Regions from separate parts of the Mus musculus genome. Here regions 2 and 3 are each linked to region 1. A link is a loop called in an ENCODE intact Hi-C map of the cell type or tissue named here. Cell type or tissue: heart. All regions are shown on one strand. Links, peaks and the distances in the headings refer to the core of each region. The heading gives the core; the rest is flanking DNA. Region 1 holds the start of Cadm1 (cell adhesion molecule 1). Region 2 has its middle 54 kb from the start of Gm31816. Region 3 overlaps Cadm1 (cell adhesion molecule 1).

What was found. Peaks named below come from ENCODE experiments on the same cell type or tissue, not always from the same donor. Only the 100,000 strongest peaks of a DNase experiment are listed, where the experiment ranks them.
Region 2: it touches region 1 in a loop (2.7-fold over the local background); 5 of 42 quality-filtered maps call a loop at or near these places.
Region 3: a loop joins it to region 1, with 5 times the contacts of the local background. A loop is called at or near these places in 22 of 42 quality-filtered maps.

What each region holds. Positions count from the first base shown.
Region 1 is chr9:47,522,844-47,530,965 of GRCm38, reverse strand. It overlaps Cadm1 (cell adhesion molecule 1), which reads right to left and starts at 614. Exons shown (of 11, transcript NM_207675.2): 1 at 461-614. The coding sequence starts at 593. It overlaps Gm22286 (a small nuclear RNA gene), which reads left to right and starts at 5,244; the gene lies at 5,244-5,350. In heart, for the core only: CTCF peaks have their summits at 749 (motif pointing left) and 1,241; a DNase peak (open chromatin) is centred at 685; H3K4me3 peaks cover 1,832 bases; H3K27ac peaks cover 1,764 bases; H3K27me3 peaks cover 247 bases.
Region 2 is chr9:47,418,451-47,426,572 of GRCm38, reverse strand. No RefSeq gene overlaps it. Among named protein-coding and RNA genes, the nearest start is that of Gm31816, 54 kb to the right of the region's middle. In heart, for the core only: no CTCF peak of the experiment used is centred there; DNase peaks (open chromatin) are centred at 3,632 and 4,102; H3K27ac peaks cover 220 bases; H3K27me3 peaks cover 1,238 bases.
Region 3 is chr9:47,697,925-47,700,424 of GRCm38, reverse strand. All of the region lies in intron 1 of Cadm1 (cell adhesion molecule 1), which reads right to left. Among named protein-coding and RNA genes, the nearest start is that of Gm10677, 120 kb to the left of the region's middle. In heart, for the core only: no CTCF peak of the experiment used is centred there; no DNase peak of the experiment used is centred there.

The DNA.
Region 1 (8,122 bases), core at 1-2,500:
AAGCTTCGGGGAATGGAGAATCGATCGGGGGGGCGAGCTGGAACGGAGGGGGCGAAAGCTTAGCCCAGGGACACAGGAGGACCTGCAAGTTCCAGGGACGAGAGCGAGTTTCGGAGGGTCCGGAAGGTTCGGGGCGCCTCCGAGGGCTCCCCTTCCCCCCACGCGCTAGCCCCCGGCCCCGAGCCCACTCCACTCAGCACCCCGCGCTACGCCAGGAAGAAGAGGTGTGGGTGCAGCCATCCCTGAGGGCGCCCATCCGCAGCCGGCGGATAGGAGAGAAGGGGCGCCGACCCCTCGGCCCCTTCCATCGCAGCCCCGACTTTCCTTGCCACGCTCCCGCCGCTTTGGATTTAGGAAGTGGGGGAAGGTTGTCATGGAAACGTCCCCCCTTCCATAGCTACGGCTCCTGGGGGTGCCCGGGGGGGTTTTCGGGACCAATCCGCGGGTGCCCACAACCTACCTGTGGGGATCAGTGCCGCGGCCGAAAGGAGCAACAGCAGGAGCCGGAGCCGGAGCCCTGGAGGCGCCGCCGCCGCCGCCACAGCCGCTGCCGCCGCACACTGGGATCCGCTCGGCAGCACAGCACTCGCCATGTCGGGCACCTGCCTCAGACTGGCGGCGGTGGCTGCCTCCCGAGCCCGAGCGGACAGCTAATGAGATGCTAATGAGATGCGCTGGAGGCGGAGTCAGGAGCGACCAATCGTGGCACCTCGAGCCCAACCCGGCTCTCCGAGAACTAGCCCCCTCCCCCACCCCGCCCCCTGGCGCTAGCGTTCGGCCGCGCGCCCGCGCCACCTAGGGGCGGGGCCGAGGGGCGGGGCCTATGCAAATATGTTTACGTTAAAATTCGGCCTCGCTTCCCCGAAGGAGGAGAACCTGTACTGGCCCGCGTCCGGCTCGGTGGCTGGGGAGGGGGTTGCGGCTTCAGGAGGCGGGTCTCTCGCTTTCGTGCACCTTTACTAGGAACCTTTACGCCACTCGCCGCGGCGGACTCCTGGTCGGAGAGTCTGACCGCGAGATTCCTGGGCCGGGGCACTGCGTGGGCATCGGCCTATCGAAGTCATACGTTACAAAATTTCCTTTCCCTCACCTTGCACGAAGGAATAAGATCTTTGGGAAACCCGGGAGTGGAGAGTGCGAATGCAGGTCCCCGGATTGACAAAACAATCTGAGAGAAGTGCATGCGTGCTTTGCACGTCCGGCGGAGCAGGAGAGCCCGCTCAACAGCCTAGCGGCAGACTAGGGGATAGTTGGAAGACTGAAGCTGTGGAGTCGGGGTTCTGGGATTTTCAAGTGGATGTTTGGCTGTAGATTCTGGGGAAAGGTAAATCAAGGTGGGTGTGCTCAGGCTTCCCAGCTTGTTGGAAGTGTCCTTCCCATGTTTAGTAGATTATAGCATATAAGTAATATGGAATATTTAAGATTACACGCACACAAAAGCAAAAAAAAAAAAAATCTACCGGTCAGGGTCGTGGGGAAGGGAATGTAGGGAACCGAGGCAGTGATAGAGTCAGTCGAGTTCCTCTTCCAGGGCTCGGTTCAATTCCCTTCTCTCCTATGCTTCCAGTCCTTTCTAAGGCATCTAGAGACCAACAGGTCCTCACTTTAGTTGTGTCTCAGAGAGGTTCTCCCGCTGACGGGACTTGCATGCATCTCTGGACACACTTCCTCCCTCCCCGAAATTATCTTTGATTTCTTTTCAACAAGGCAGCCGGCTCTCTTGTTTGTCTGCCTTTTAATTACTTATTTTCTTTCCCTCTAGAAGACCGTGTGTGCTCTGACCCTCTGTTGCTCAAGCATCAAATTGAAGGACGAGCCGTATTAAGTGTAAAGGTTTATAATAATTTAAGTATTCATAGAATGCAGAACAATAAGATGTAGGAAATACAATTTGCATAATAAATATCAATATCACAACAGCTAAAACAAACCATGACAAATTATATGTGGCTAAATGACCAAGAGATTACTGAATGTAAATTGCTGAATCTGAACTATAGTCTAGAAGAGCTGTACCAAGCCCTCTGTCCTCATGTTGCAAATAAATTAAAAATAAATAAATAAATATCAAAAGGAAGTTAAGATCGGCCAACCCATCAAATGAGTTACACATTAAAGCAGCCTCATATTATCCATTATGCATAAACTAATTTTCGAAACTGCCCTGTCTCCACATCCCTGGATCTTCTGCTCTGTAATTACAGGCCCCAATGCACGAACTGCAAGCAGTCCTCCAGAAGTGGAGAAAGCTCCAGTAGGCAAATCACAGTATACGAGGCAGAAAACCAACACCATGTGACCGCCAGGATAATGCCCAGTCTGCAAAAGCCAGAAGTGAAACTACCTAGATTAGACGTGATACAAAGCAGATTTCTACCAAAATCAGAATGAAAAACTCAGAGACTGTTTATTCTGACAACAGGACAGGACGGACTGCAAAGTCAGATCCTATATGTCAGCCACAACAGTACAGAGCCGGACACTCAACAATATTCACTATTCTTTATAGTACTGCTACTATAAAGACCTTGAGCTGATATCAAGTTTATAGTTAACAAAGGACTATTGTGACCTTGAGTTCTTATCAAGAAATTCTTGTGCACAATCTTCTTTAGTCTCTGAAACTACCTTCAAAATTGATACTATTTATTTTCCCCATTTTTTTAAATATAGCATGGTTAGAAAAATTAAGCACCAGCCTTTTAAAAAAAATCACAATTTCTAATTGCAGACAGAGAGGCAGAGCCTTCACAACTAACCACGATGCTGCACTGTGCCTCAATAAATATGTGTTAAGTGAAGGAATACATTTCACATCATGATGCATGAATAATAAGCAAAGGAGAGCTGTATTTTTAACATAAGGTGAAAATATGCCAGCAACCCAGAAACGTTTTTTGAAAATAACAGGATTGCAGCAGACTCCTAAGGAAAAGCATTGCTCCTGAGGCTGAGGCTCCAAGAGAATCTAGCCAGGCCCGAGTCCTCCCACTCTCAGCACGCAGTATGGGGGACATTGGAAGATGTGGAGTGTTTTCGTCTCCCTTCATTCTCTTGGCACATCAAATGAACACCTACTCAAATTTCCAGTTGGCAAAGAACAACATGGGACATTTCTATAGGAAATGCCAATGCTGTGTGGCTTACCTCACTGGAAGAATGCAAACGCCTTTAAAAATTTCCTCAGAAATGCCACCTGCCATGGAGAAGTTGAGGAAGTTAGCCCATCCAGTTTTACCAGGTATGGAAACTGAGGACTGATAGCCTCTTCTTCCACACCAGGATCTTCCTGAGAACCAGAGGTGAGACTCCTGGACAGAGCAAGCTGTTGTTCCTCTATCCCCTAACCGTACTCCCCTTCCACCCCCTCCCCACTTTCACACCAAAGATGTCACCAAGCATTTTAACATATGGAACATGTGAGGAGCGCATCAAATTCCCACAGCCGCTAAGTACAAGTTATGACTAGCCTGGCTTTCTCATAGTAAAGCGCGTCATTTTCTGCTCCGCGGACTAGAACTCATCGCCAGGAACAACTTCCAGCATTTTCCCCTCGCTACATGGATTGAACCAATTTTAAAAACCAGATGGTGTTTTTGCCATTTATAACTGATAATCAATTGTTTTGTGAATTTAATTTTTTTTTCAAGAAAGAACTGAAATACTTATCAGAATTACAATCTGGGCACAACTTGTGTTAGAGCGAAGTGCCAGAAGTACCAAAGCCCTAGTCTCTCTCTCTCTCTCTCTCTCTCTCTCTCTCTGTGTGTGTGTGTGTGTGTGTGTGTGTGTGTGTGTGTGTGTGTGTGTGTGGGTGTGTGTGTGAGTGGGTGGGTGTGTTGGTGGGTGGGTGGGTATGGGGGAGGTGTGTGTTTTCTTTTCTTTCTCTCTCTTTTAATGAGAAACCAGAGAGAAGAGAGAGAGAATATTGTTTGCTATCACCAAAACAGTTGAGAAATGTGGATAAACATATATAAAAAATAAGCATTAAAGGAGACTCATGTTTGTGGAAATATATCAGAGATAATTAATGGCAACTAGTAACATTTTGCCTCTTAAAATGCTAATTATTTTAATACCCATGTATAAGAGCAACTCAGACAAATTATTAAGAAAAGGAAAACAGTAGTTGGAGTCACCATTTGCCCAGCTACTGGATTGTTTAAATATTCATAGAAAAGTGTTTTAATCCATGTTACAGATTGTGACCTCTAATGCTCGAGAGCACGCACAAACACATACACACACACACACTTCCTACAGTGAAACTCAAAGCCCCAGCACAATACTATTTGGTGACGGGCCCTTTGAGAGGTAATTAAGTTTAGTTGAGAACATAAGGCTAAGGCATCCATGGTGTTGTTAAAGCCTGCTAAGAAGAAAGAGACAACAGAGTTCTATGAGCATACACCAAGGGGATGTGGTACACTCCCAGTGACAGGTTGGCCTGGCAAATCAAGAAGAGGATGCTCACTAGAGTAGAGCGATTCTTGCATCATGACTTAGACTTAAAACTTCTAAACCAGTGGTTCTCAACCTATGGGTTGTGACCCCCTTGCAAGAGGGGAGGTGGTCAAGTGGCATAGGAGTCACCTAAGACCACTGAAAAAACAGAGATATTTACATTACAGTTCACAACAGTACCAAAATTATAGCTATGAAGTAGCAATAAATGTAATTTTATGGTTCCATATTCCAGATATGTAGCATTAGGAAGGATGAGAACTGGTCTAGACTTTAAGAATGGAAGGAAAATAAGTTTGTGTTGTTTCAAGCTCTAGCTTCTTAAATTATGGTTTATGGCCCATCATGGAGTTATGTAGATGTCATTTTAAAAACTGGCCACAGTGAGTTTTTTAAACATGCAACAATCAAAAAGTAACTCAAGACCCAAATGTGATGAATTTGAGGTGTTTCTGACAGCTCTTACTGTTGTTGCCCTGTGCGACGTCACTGCAACCTTGGCTCTGACACACAACACATACACTGTGCAATGTCAGCAAACCCTGCCAGGAACACCTGAGGTCAAGTTCAAAACCACCACAAGCCACAACTTACAGGGCATTGCTTTTTTGCGCTAACAGAAGCATGATGGTTTAAGTATGAGAAACAAAGACCGTTTACATTTTCCTACAGTCATTCCTCAGCATGTCTTGAATTAATACATCCTTGGATTGTCCTGGGTTACAATGTTTGTGTTTAAAAATTACTGTTTGAATTGATGACTTAAAATTTTATCTTAAGTGCTCGCTTCAGCAGCACATATACTAAAATTGGAACGATACAGAGAAGATTAGCATGGCCCCTGTGCAAGGATGACACGCAAATTCATGAAGTGTTCCATATTTTTGCAAACTTTATGTGCCCCAGTACAGGGGAACGCCAAGGCCAAGAAGTGGGAGTGGGTGGGTAGGGGAGCAGGGCGGAGAGAGGGAATAGGGGACTTTCAGGATAGCATTTGAAATGTAAATGAAGAAAATATCTAATAAAAAATTGAAAAAAAATTATCTTAAAATCATCCAAATAATTTGAAAATCGAGCAGGATTTAAAATAGTTTACAAAGTAGCCCTAGACATACTTCTGCCATTTTATGCTACATTTCTTTACAAACCAGGATTCTCTGTTTTGACAATTATTTGTTGGCACTATCAATCCACTCAGAAAAGTATTGAATCCTGTGTCCTCCAATATCAAATATTCAGCTAAGGTCCAAGTTTTTACGTAAATATGAATAAGCACACCCATCTCTTATGCAAGTTAGTGTCCATCTTTAACAAGTGGTAACACGGTATGAACAACAAACAAGTATTTTTTAAATTTTTATTTATGCTTTTTGTTGATAAACATTTCATTTCTTTACATGTTCTGTATATTTCTATACCTAGGGCTGCATAGAAATTTCTTGGGCAAATAGAAATGGCAAGCAGAAAACATTTTCTTTTTTCTTTTCTTTTTTTTTTTTTTTTAAGATTTATTTATTTATTGCAGCCGGGCGTGGTGGCGCAAGCCTTTAATCCCAGCACTCGGTAGGCAGAAGCAGGCGAATTTCTGAGTTCGAGGACAGCCTGGTCTACAAAGTGAGTTCTAGGACAGCCAGGGCTACACAGAGAAACCCTGTTTCGAAAAACCAAAAAAAAAAAAAAAAAAAAAGATTTATTTATTTATTATATGTAAATACACTGTAGTTGTCTTCAGACACACCAGAAGAGGGCGCCAGATCTCGTTACAGATGGTTGTGAGCCACCATGTGGTTGCTGGGATTTGAACTTGAGACCTTTGGAAGAGCAGTCAGTGCTCTTAACCGCTGAGTCATCTCACCAACCCCAGCAGAAAACATTTTAGAAGTCCTGGTCTAAGCCATGTAGCTTCTAGTATTTTGTCTTAGCTGTCCAGGTACACTAGAACAATCTGACACCTTATCAGAGGTATATTGAAGTATCCTTAATGCCACCTTCTTACAGTAAAGTCTTTGACAGATGAATGTAAGTTAGCAGCAAACTGGACGAGATAAACCCCTTGGCCCTACGGCTTCCATAGTCTCAGATTAAGACTAAGCACTAAACAGCTTGTTTCTGTGAGGATGAGTCTATGAATCTTTATGAAACCCAAAGCCAGTTAAATCCATATTCCTAAATGAGTAATTTAACGCTTTACTCAAAAGTTTATTCTTCTAGAATCAGAGTTGACAATAATCTCTTGAATATCAAGAGTTGAATACCAGCTGGCAAGAAAAAAAGCTAGTAATGGAGTAGGTTTCAGGAAAATACACATAAATGGGTGAAGGAGCAGCCTCAGCTCCTCCAGAAGGAAAATTTACCACTGCCACTCAAGACATAGTTAGCTCCACTCAACACTGCGGGCATACACCCAGGTTTCAGTGTCAGATCCAAATACACACCAAGCAAAGTAGGAACACTCAGAGTGTCTCTGTGAAACAGTCCCTTACACTTTGGAAATATAAGTTAATGAAAAATATATCTAGGATTCAGTAATCGCAGCTCAGTAGGGAAAACAGATGCACAACTATTAACGTATACTTATTTTTATAATTCGGATACTCAGCTCTACCAAGACAGAAAAGAAAGGCCTTAACATATTCAGAAACCAAGCACGAATGCCTGCCTATTAACAGAACATCCTAATAAGAGAAGGGTCTTTTGCTGAATCTTGAAAACCATGACCCCACACATTGGACTAAAACTGAAATCTGTTGGGGTAAAAGGAAGGCATGGTTAGAGACAAGGGTCCTTGCTAAGTTTCAAAAGCCTCAGAGAATACAATATGTACTTAGAAAATTAACAAATAGAATGGCTAGAATATAGCTTGGCAGAAAACAAGCATCAAGAGAAGAAATTGGAAACACACACTCACACACACACACATCAAACAATGTCACAGTTGATAAGCTAAGATGTTTTTAAAGTTTAAGTAATGTGGAGTCACTCAGCTAGTTAAGCTGAATGGCCAGGTTTGTATTCGAGAAAGATTACAGTGCTGGATGGAATGAATGCCTTTGAGAGTCTAGCTGTGGTAAGTATTGATGACAATCCCTGAAGACAGGAACTCAGGATGGCTTTGAAATGGAAAACATGCCAGGCATGGTGGTTCATGCCTTTAGTCCCAGCACTTGAGAGTCAGATGCAGGTGAATTTCTAAGTTCAGGGGCAGCCTGGTCTTCAGAGTGAGTTCCAGAATAGCCAAGGCTACACAGAGAAATCCTGTCTCGGAAAACAAAACAAAACAAAACAAAACAAAACAAAAAAATTCAGCCAGACAATAGGACAGTGGAAATGATGGTCTAGATCTCAGAGTAGCTATTTTGAAGGGGAATCATGGGTAGAGACTGAAACCACAGAATTGGAGAGTAATAGGGTGGAGAATTAGTGTAGATTAGGTATATTGGATGATGTGCTGGCTAGTCTCACTTTAACTTGAAACAAGCTAAAATTATCTGAAAGGAGGGAATCTCAATTGAGACAATGCCTCCCGAGCAGTAAGGCATTTTCTTAAGTAATGATTGATGGAGGAGGGGCCAGCCCATTGTGGGTGGCACCATCCTAGGCTGGTGGTCCTGGGTTCTATAAAAAAGCAGGCAGAGCAAGCCATGGGAGCAAGCCAGAA
Region 2 (8,122 bases), core at 3,034-5,533, 110 kb after region 1:
TTAAAAAAAAGTCACTGGGGTAGTGCAGGAGAGCCGAGCAACTCCACTGACATGATCATTTGATTCTCCACAAGAGCATAAAGTCATCAGCAGGCAGAGAAAAGCCTCCTAACAATTTTCCTTGAAACAACTGGATATTTATACGGGAAAAAATGTACCCTGGCCTCTACCACATACTACATACAAAAAAATTAGTTTTGAGACAGATCATATACCCAAAGCCAGAGGTGAAATGTAGAGTCTTCTAGAGTAAGCATTTAGGAAGTCTTTATGACCAAGATGGGGTAGTGACATGTTAGGAGAGTGAAAACAATAAATACAAGATTAAAAAAAAATACAAACAGGGAGTAGGTTCATCAAAACAGGACACTTCTGCTCACCCAGAGACACAATTAAGAAAACAAATGAACGGGTCACAGTTAAGGAGAAAATATTGTTTGTTTGTTTGTTTTTTTTTAAAGAAAATCTGAAACCCAGTATATACATATAAATGGTGCCACTCAATGATGAAAAGATAGACAACATAATCAAAAAATATGTGGGCAAATGATTTCAATAGATACTTCTCTAGGGAATAGTTTATGAATAGTCAATAAGTACATAAAAAATGTTTCATGGTGTGATACTACTAAATTATCCATAAGAGTGACTCAAATAGTAGAGATGGCACAGGAGGGGACATGGTCATTCCTTGTGTATGTGTGAGTGTGCAGTGTGAGACGTATGCAGAAAGGTGTGCATGTATTTGTGTTCACATACATGTTGAGGCCAGAGGTTGATGTTGAATGTCTTCCTTAATCTCTTTCTACCTTATGTCCTGAGTCATGCTCTCTCACTGAACTTGGAGCTCCCCTGTTCAGCCATACTACCAGGCAGCAAGCATTAGCATGCGCCTGTCTCTGCCTCTCTTACGCAGAGATTACAGGGACATGCTGTGGGTGCTTCGGCACAGTGGAGCTAGACTTTAGCTTTGAGAGATTTGATCTTTTCTATCCCAGAGGTGTTGTTCTTTCTGTAATACTTTGGAAAGGAAGTGGAACAGCCTTCCTCTATCTCCCTTGGTTCAATCCAGATGACTTCACGGAGCCTTTCCTGATGTCTCGGAGAGACTTCCGGTTTGATTTTCATTAAATTAATGTGGCTGGCTGTGATCATGACTGGCCTTGCCACTGCAGTGTAAGCTCCTTACCTCAGGTCCTTATGCTCACACAGTAGGCACTTTACTGACTGAGTCACCTTCCCAGCCACGGCAACTGTAATTCTCATAGATCCCTGGTAACAGGACCCAAGCATATCATATTGCGTCTTTTGAAGAAAGGCCGGGTAGGTTTGTGAAAACTAAACACACACCTCGCCTGTGAACGTTCAATACACCTATTAGTAACATACCCAAAAGAAAGTGTATACTTACAAGGAATTTGTGGACAGTTCTTAGCAGCCTTATGGATTAGAACCCCAACCTGGAAATAGTCCAGGTGTCCCCCACAGGGGATTGGATAGAAACAGAGAAGCTCTACTCAGTATTTAAAAGCAATGAACTAGTGATCCATGCATCAATACAGGTGACTATCTCAAACAAAGATTATCTTCTGTACTATTCCATCTCCAGGAACTCGCATGGCAGGAAAATTTAATATATTCTGACAAAAATTACAACAGCAGTGGTCTGTGTTGACAAGAGTGGGGTTTGAGCAGGTGGTACTATGTTTTCTGGGGTGCTGGCCATCATCCATAGGGTTCACAGTTTACACAAGCGCGTGCATTCATTGAAATTCTTCGAATGATAACATTAAGATTTGTACACTTTGTGGCATATATGTCATACTTAAAAAGCCATGAACAAATATTGAACTCTAATGATATGTGTCTAAGGGTAAAGTGCACAGATGAATGCATTTCATCTTGAAATGAATCGAAAAGTGTGAGTGCCACAGAGTAAAATGAGGAGAAATGGCTCTGGAGGGAGACGTGCTGAAGGAAACACAGCACTGACCATACAGCCTGGGGCGTAGGTCTCTGCATGACCTCTCCACGTTCTCTCAACTTCTCTGCTGTGTTTGATTTTTTTTTTAACAATAAAATATTGGGAAAATAAACCCATTCATTAAATGGCTAATAATTTGCCAACCAACCAGCCAATCAATTACTAAGTGAGCTGATAGAGCATTCCCTAAATTTTACTTACTGGCTACTTCCTCTGTCATTATCGACAGACTTTTATAATAATTTACCTGAACTTAACTTGTATTAAGAACCTTTGGCCTACCCTGGTTTCATCCTGAGAAATGATGCTTATGAAATCATGTATGACATATAAATTATATTTAATGGTACAACAAATATTAATATAAATCAACTGATAATTGCTTGCTTGCATGCCATATGAATTATGTCACTTACCCTCACATATGCCCATATACACTTCAGAAAATCTGATCTCTGCTTTGTGCTGCATGTGTGGGGTGAGAGGTTCTTACAGATTATAGTGTGGCCTCTGGCTTCAAAGAGCATTAGGGACTGTCCCCTAAAGGTCCAACGGACAGAATGCACGCGCTGTGCAAGGGTCAGCAGAAGCTAGAGCAGGACCCAAGTGCCCGGGAAATGTCTGTAACCAGCCTCATTCCATAAAAAACAAAGACAAAAATCACAGGTGATACACGGGTCAACAGGCTCTCTCTATGCTCAGGACAAGCATAGAGAAGAAGAGACTCTTCAAAGCCTCAGGTGCTGGTCCTCCATTGGATAAGCAGCCTTGCTGTGTGTGAGCTTTGCAGAGAGGAAGGTAGACTCAGAAGCCATCCAATCACAGGCCTGTGGCCTCCTTCCCCACCTTCCACTCTACCAATTCTCCTCCTCTTGATTGTCAATTAAAATAAACAGCCTTGCATTCCACAGCCTGGTTTCAATCTATCTTGGCTGGGAGGATGCGGGCAGATTTGTGGCAGTGCCCGAAAGTCCTTGCTCAACCTTTTTAATATCTGAACAAAGCAATCAAACCCGATAAGATCTAGCAAAGGCAAGAACACTCTTCTATCCCCAGAATGGAAGCTGATTAGTCCATGGCCCACATCATCAGAGTTATTGTGCCATGTGAAATTTATTGGTGCTATCTCACCTCATTAAATACTTAAATAGACCTGACAGGACAGAAAAACGGGCTTTTTAGTTCCCCCGCACCCCATCCTCCAGGCAAAGGGGCTGGCATTTCCCATGTTCCAGTTCACCTCTGCTACAGCTGTTGGCAGGGAAATAGGAAAGCAGAGTGCTGCATGAGATGGAAGATTCTGGATGGCTGTGTGGACTCCAGAGATCCTCCAGCTCTGTCTTCAAGATCCCCACCTATGCACATCCCCGTGGGAACAGATAAAGAGCAAGACAGGGGACCATGGTGCTTCGTCTCTTTGCTGAGTTACCCAAGTCCGTCAGCCTAGTCAGAGGCTTGTCAGGCAGTGTGTGCATGTGGGGTGTGTGTGTGTGTGTGTGTGTGTGTGTGTGTGTGTGTGAATGTGTGTGTGTTGAGTGGGGGTAGGGTCAAGGGTGAATGAGCTGCAAAACAAAGAACTCTCAGACCCTCCTCCAGCCCCGGGCTTGTGTTCTTTATTTAGCAAATAGCCCTGGCATTGGCCATAGCTGGACCCAGGCCAAGGCCAGGATTTCCCTAGATTCTGAGCTAGAGAATTTGGCAGTCTGGCAACACTCTACAGAGAGCCACTAGCCTGAAGGTTTCAAACAAATTACAAATGATGAGCAGTGAGTGTCAACAAATGTGGATGTGTGTGTCATGTGGGCCTTGCCTCTCCCCCGCCCGCCCCCATGATGGGAAGTGTGTATGTGTGTGTGTGTGTGTGTGTTGCATTAATCCAGCACAGAAAATCAGGGACTGGAGAAACTTTGCAATCTACAAAATGTTCCAGAGAGGGTCGAGTGAAGAAATGAATGACTCTTCCTCATTTATCAAGCCAATTTTATCCTCAGCCAAGGAGATTTGGGACACAGTCTCTCTACATCCCCTTCCTCTCCTCAGATCTCCACCTGCTGTGAAGGTCTCTTTTCTCCAGCTGTTTCCCTCTTCCAGCCTAGGTCCTCGTTTGCACCTTGTTAATAACATGGGCAAGGGGCCAGGAAGCAGCTCCCGGGCGCCTTCCGTTCCTAATGTCCTAAATGGCCATGACACTGCGCTTAATTTCCGTTTTAGTGCAACTGCTGGCAGGACATCAGTGGGCTGAGACCTGGGTCCTGTGACAGGATCTTCAACAGCGACCATCAGCCTCCCTGTAATTAGATGCTGCTTGGAGTCTGCTGTCCTGTAGTGTGGGGAGCTCTGTGGACTTATGTAACTGTCCCTCTGTTCAGAGCACAAGGCTTTTTACAACCTCGGAGTCTCCCAGCGTTGAAACAGCTCTAATCCCCTGCCCACCCTGGGAGGGAAAGCAGGCCATGGCCAGATGGGTTATCTGTGTTATCGGTTTAGGATAGTGTGGGACATGTAAAACCCTGGGCTACTGCAGAAAACCATGATGGTTGATATTTACCAACTGGGGAGCTTTGCTTTTTATCTTTTCTGGAATGTTCCACGGTGGATTTTAGGAAATGAAATGGTCAGGAGACATTGACAGGGGTTTGGCTGCCTTCAATGCACATAAAAAGTGTTAAACAGGACACATGCTTGCAATCTCATCCACTCAGATAACTGAGTCAGGATGATCCCAAATTCACAGAAGGCATGACTGGGATACTGAGTGAGTTCAAGTCCAGCCTGGGCAATTCAGTAAGACCCAGTCTCAAAATAATGATGGTGGTGATGGTGATAATTATGATGATGATGACGACGACCATGATGACAAAGACGATGATGATGATGAAGACAACACGATGATGACTGGGTATATAGTTCCATGGTAGAACACTGACCTAGAATGTACAAGGTCCTGGGTTCAATCCTGTGCTACTGAATGGATAAATAATAATAATAATAAATAACATACAGTTTAAAAGTCAAGTAAAGAAATAAGGAGATGGCTCAGTGAGTAAAGAGCTCGCCATGCAAGAATGGAAACCTGAGTTTACCCTCAGATCCCACGTAAAGCCAAGCACAGCAGTGCGTGAGCCCAGGACTCATCAGGCATTCGGGAGGTAAAAGCAGGAGAATCCCTGGAAGGCTCAGACCAGCTAGTGTGGCATATGCCCAGTAAACACCAGCTACAGCCTGTCTTAAATAAGGTAGAGGTGAGGGCAGATACATCAGAGGTTGTGCTCTAAACCCACCATGTGCATGCCTGTATGCATACACCCCATCCCCCCAAAGATAAGCAAATGGTTGCCCTATAGTCACAACGAAGGAATGCCAATCATGGCAAGAACTTTCTTGAAACAGGAAGCCTATATGTGCAGTACCAAGAAGGTCCAGTTTGACTTGAACTGGATACGGGTTTGAGTGAGGGCAGGGAGGGTAGAACCGGTGATTTATACCGTCTTGATGATAGTGCATCTTCATCTAGAAGATATATCGTCAATTACTGATAATGGCTTCCTGCATGGCTTTAACTCAAGGGCAGGTTCAGTATGAGGCTGAGCTGTCGAGGGCCGTCAAAAGAGGGACAGTAGGGATGAAAGTTACTTTGGAGAGCATAGGACTGGACACTTCAAACCAGCCTTTCCCCACAGGGTTCAATGAGGGAGCAAATGCTAACTAAAACCCAAATTCATAATACTCTAGGGCAGACTGTATATCTTCAGAGAAGCCCAGTATCTTTCTTAATTCCTAGGTCCTGTTGGCTTTCATTCACAGCATATAGGTCGGAGGATTGAATGGGTATTTTCCTTCCCATCTTTCAGACCAACAAAAGAAATCCACTCCCATATGGACAACTGTGCACTGGCCACACTTCCTTCAGTAGTTCCTAGTTCAGGGATCTCAGCACATGGTTAGGGATCTGGGGATCACTGAAGGAGCTTGATAAACATGATCCCCAAGGGGCTGGAGAGATGGCTCTGCAGTTAAGAACACTGATTGCTCTTCCAGAGGTCCTGAGTTCAATTCCCAGCAACCATATGGTGACTCACAACCATCTATAACAGGGTCCGATGCACTCTTCTGGTGTGTGTCTGAAGACAGCTACGCTGCACTGATATAAATAAATAAATAAATAAATAAATAAATCTTAAAAAAATAGATTTCCACACCAATAGATATGTGGCCCAAAGTTTCAGGGGTGGGTAGGTGTTGTAACGGGCTCCCCTTGTTAAGGGAACAGGTGATTGGGAACCTCTGTCTCTGTTCTATTGTCAATCTTGCCTTCCCAGTTAGAGAAACTAACTCCTCACGGAGTTCTCCTCATCCCAGTGACCTCCCTTCCCATCCTGGAGTCTTCAGTCTTTTCAGGGTTGGAAGTGGTCTTAACAAAATCCAGGCTTTTTTGGTAACGTGATAGAAAGAACAAACTGCCCCCAAGGGTGGCAGTGGGTGGCAGGCTCTTCTTTGTAACTGCCTGCTTCCTTGGTGAGAATAGGTGAGGCAGAGGAATCCAGAACACTGCAGGTAGATTCCAGGACAGCCATCCTCCCAAAACACAGGGCCACTGCGAGAGGGGAACTCCAAGCTCCCTCCCTTTCTTGACATTCTGATAGTCCCCATCTGCAAGACACCATTTAAAGCTGCACATCACCCAATGTCAGGGAAAAGCAGAAAAGGACATCCTCTTAGGGTGTCAGCTCAGCCGAAATGTCATTTACAACAGAGCCTGTTACTATGTGCTTTTCATAGGCATCAGTATCTTCAGCCCCTCAGCTCTCTAACTCCTGCTCATCCCTCAGGCGATCAAAACAGGGTGTGGTGTGGATGTAGATTGCTCTCCATCCTCTGCAGTGTCAGAGCCTGAGCTCATCTGTTCTGTGCCGTTCAGAGTGGCTGGCGCTTCTTCTGTGGTTCACATACGGTTTTTTTTTTCTTTTTCTCTCTCTCTCTCTCCAGGCCAAGACAGTTTATTTTGGCTTCCTTCTCCATTCTTGAGTGTCTAATCTGCAGGTGGCTCTTCTCAATTTATAGAATATAAATTACTCTCTCACAAGCAAATGTTTCTTCCCTTCTTGCTCCTTCTGATCTCGCTGCCCTCAGCTCTGAATGTGGGGCACTGTCTCTCAATGGAGCCTTCTGTGTCCGAGTTCACAGCACTCCAAGGGATTAGCAAGAGTTAATTGACAAATCGCTGTTGTGTCTTTTAGGCCTGCTTCTCCAGTCCCAACGCTAGTGGAATTTATGAGTTATGTCCTGGGGAGAGGTCAAGGATGACTCTGCCATTTTGAGCCTTAAATAATAGAGTTGCTATTTGCAACTGACCAGCGATTGACATCTGCTATACATTCTTAACACATGGTCTTTGGGAGAAAAGCTCGAATGCCCAACATGATGGCTCTGGGCTCAATTTAAGAGGTATTGACTGATGGCTTTTATGTTGCTATTGTGGTTCAGGCAACTAGAGATGCAGGCACATGCAAACAAATCTGGACACAGGCTCCCCCCTCCACCCCCGATGTGTTCAGTAGAAGGGTGCCACCACCCTGTTACGAACGGCAGGTTGGAGAACAGTTGCACCTGAAACGTTGTGAAGCATTCAAAACACAATTGAAATGGCCTTTAAAAGCTATAATTTAAACTGTTAAATCTGTGGCTGGTTTAGGCTCCGATATACTGAGTCTGTTTTGAGTTCATTATATTAGAAACTGTTTCTATGAACAAGTCTGATGTGTGCACAAGGGACTCTATGGGGCAGGGATACTTTCCCATATTTTTATTAGCATATAGCTGGGTGAAGGACTTGGTAATGGTGAAGTCTATGGCGTGTGTGTGTGTGTGTGTGTGTGTGTGTGTGTGTGTGATTGTATGGGAGTTTGGGTGTATAAAGATACATCCGAGTATGAAGGATGTATGCATACATATGGAAGTCAGAGATCAATTTTGGGTGTTATTCCTCAGGAACCATTTACCTTGGTATGTATATATGTATGTATGTATGTATGTATGTATGTATGCATGCATGTTTGTATGTATGTATGTATTTATTATGTCTTTCATTGGCCTGAGGCTCACCAGTTTGGCTAGGCTAGCCTGCAAGCCCAGTGAATG
Region 3 (2,500 bases), core at 1-2,500, 170 kb before region 1:
TGCCTTTGCCTACAAGTAAACTCTGACAGCCAAATTTTAGGGCATCTATGGATGCTCAAAGACAATCCAGAGTAAGACCCCCTCACTGCGGTACGTATTACTTTCGCATGGGTACACAGAATTGCAGTATCATCCCAACAGCATTCCAGCCCCACAAACAAGCCATCAGCTCTCCTGTGGGCAGTCTGATTATTCATGCAGATGTCTAAAATATTCATCAGCAGGGTCACTGGGCACACAGTGGAGATGGACAGACAATGAGTACAGTAGTTAGCATACAGGCTCACAGTCATTTCATCTGAGTGCAGCTGTCCCGACGCACAACTGTTTGAAAAGAACAGGTTATTTTGAAAACAATCAGCTGAATTGAGTCAAAAAACAAAAAAAAAAAAAACAAAAAAAAAAAAAAAAAAAAAAAACAAAACCAAACTGGCCAGTAGGCCTTCATTCTAACTGAATGGAAATGCAGTGAGGTTCCTTCCTCTTCACGTAGCTCAGTGATGCAAACACAGACATGCAGAAGCTGGTCCACAGCATTGGAGCTCATTACTCATGAGCCTGCTCCGTGCAGCTGCATCCTATTCCTCACAGCTTGGCTTAGCCGTGTTTGTCTGTATGTCCTTCTACAGGTCTGTGCTCCCACACCGCGTGTGTCAGTTCTCAAGGAAGAAGGAGGGGAGCCAGGTGATAGTGTGACAGAACTTGCACAGGCATGGGCTCTAAGGGCAATACATTGGAGGCTCTTTCCCTAGAGACTGGCCCTAAAACCCACATCCAAAAGCACTGACTGTCAGGAAAGGTTGGAGCAATACCAATGACTGACCATGCCAATCACAGGTGACAGAACACCACACTTCTCGGTGTGTCAGAGAGTCAGAGTACCAACACAGACTAGGAACTCTGTACTACTAAACGGACATAAGAAAGGAACACTGGCCTGTAAGTGTGAACCTTTTAAAATAAGCATTTCATTAACTGTTTTTACTTGCATTCTGAAGATTAATATTTCGGTACGTAATATTCTAAGACAGATTCCTTTGGACATCTGAGTTGATGTCTTTTTCCCTTGATAAATTTCCAACAAGAAGTTTCAGAAATCATCCAAGACTTCCAGCTGTGCTTTTCAAAAAGCACCTGTACTTCCCTATTCTGTCAGCAGATGGCACTCTCACGCACTGGCAGGCCAGAACAATCATAAATCTAACAGGACTACATTAGAGGTGTGGCTTGCACATCTTGGGGGTCAGAGTCATTTTTAAATTTAAAGTTAATTGAGGGCCTCAAAGAAATTTGTTTACTTGGGCTATGCATATAGACTGTCATCACATTAGAAATCAAAACAAGAAATTGATTCTTACTAATCCAATTAAGATATAACAAATCCATTACATGCTATCAAAGACATTTTAGCACAAACAGCTACATTTTCCAAGGGATGAGATTAGGGAAAGGAAGTCTTGGCAAGTCTCTTAGTGTTTGGTTTACTAGAAGACACCTGGCTTCCCATGTTTGCCGTTTTAGCCTGTTGCCATGAGCTGTTTGTGTTCAGCAATATAAAAAGCACCAGCCTCACACAGCTATGTGGTTGGAACCGGGAAGAGGGCTTAGTAGTTCCTGGTGATGGTGATGGGTACTGATGCTAGACTGAAATCCGCAATTGTTGGCTTTATAATGGATAGTCAGGGTGTAGTACCTGAAGCCATGACAGGGAACTTTCCATGCGGTCACAGGGAAGTCAGTCAGCTGGCCACTGTTGCACCTCTGTCCATGAATTTTTTACCCACCTGTGAATTTTAGCATCATACTATAGTCATTTAGAAATCAGCCATTCACTGGGCTGCACAGTTCTTCTGGCATGTTCCATAACTCAGCATCATGGCATCACTATGGCCACCTCTCTCAGGAGAGTTGTCTCTACGTCTTAGAAAATCTATCAAGTGCGAAGTGGTGGGTGAAGCTTTTTAATAATTCTTATTTTCCATTCAAAGCTTGAATGTTGTTGCTGACAATACACATCGCCCATTATTCCCTAGAAACGACAGGCTCATTTTATTTTCCAAAAACATCTGCCTAACACCCATGCCTTAATAGCCAGGGTGGTTATCACTATTGAGAAACAGTGAATGATGTTCCATGGATTTCCGAGTTAGTTCCATTTACAACGCAAACACATCAGCGCTCCTTCCCAGATGACCAGGGAAGCCTTTGTGCCCCTCGACTTCATAAACTTCTAGAAACACACAGGCCAAGAGCTGATAGAAGTAATCACTCTCTTCTGGTTCATCGGGACATTCATTTGTACTGTGTGTGAAAAGCACAGGAATCTTGGGACAGTCTGGTGCCACTGAGATGACTCGGGTTAGTGACGTGTAAACTGCACCGCTGCTTCTGTACGGACACTGACACACTAGGAGTCTCAGGATCAGGTTGAGTTCATGGATTCTCTGAAAGGAGCATGGGTGCTCCAGGGTTGGATCACACTTGGACAGGTGTGCCTCAC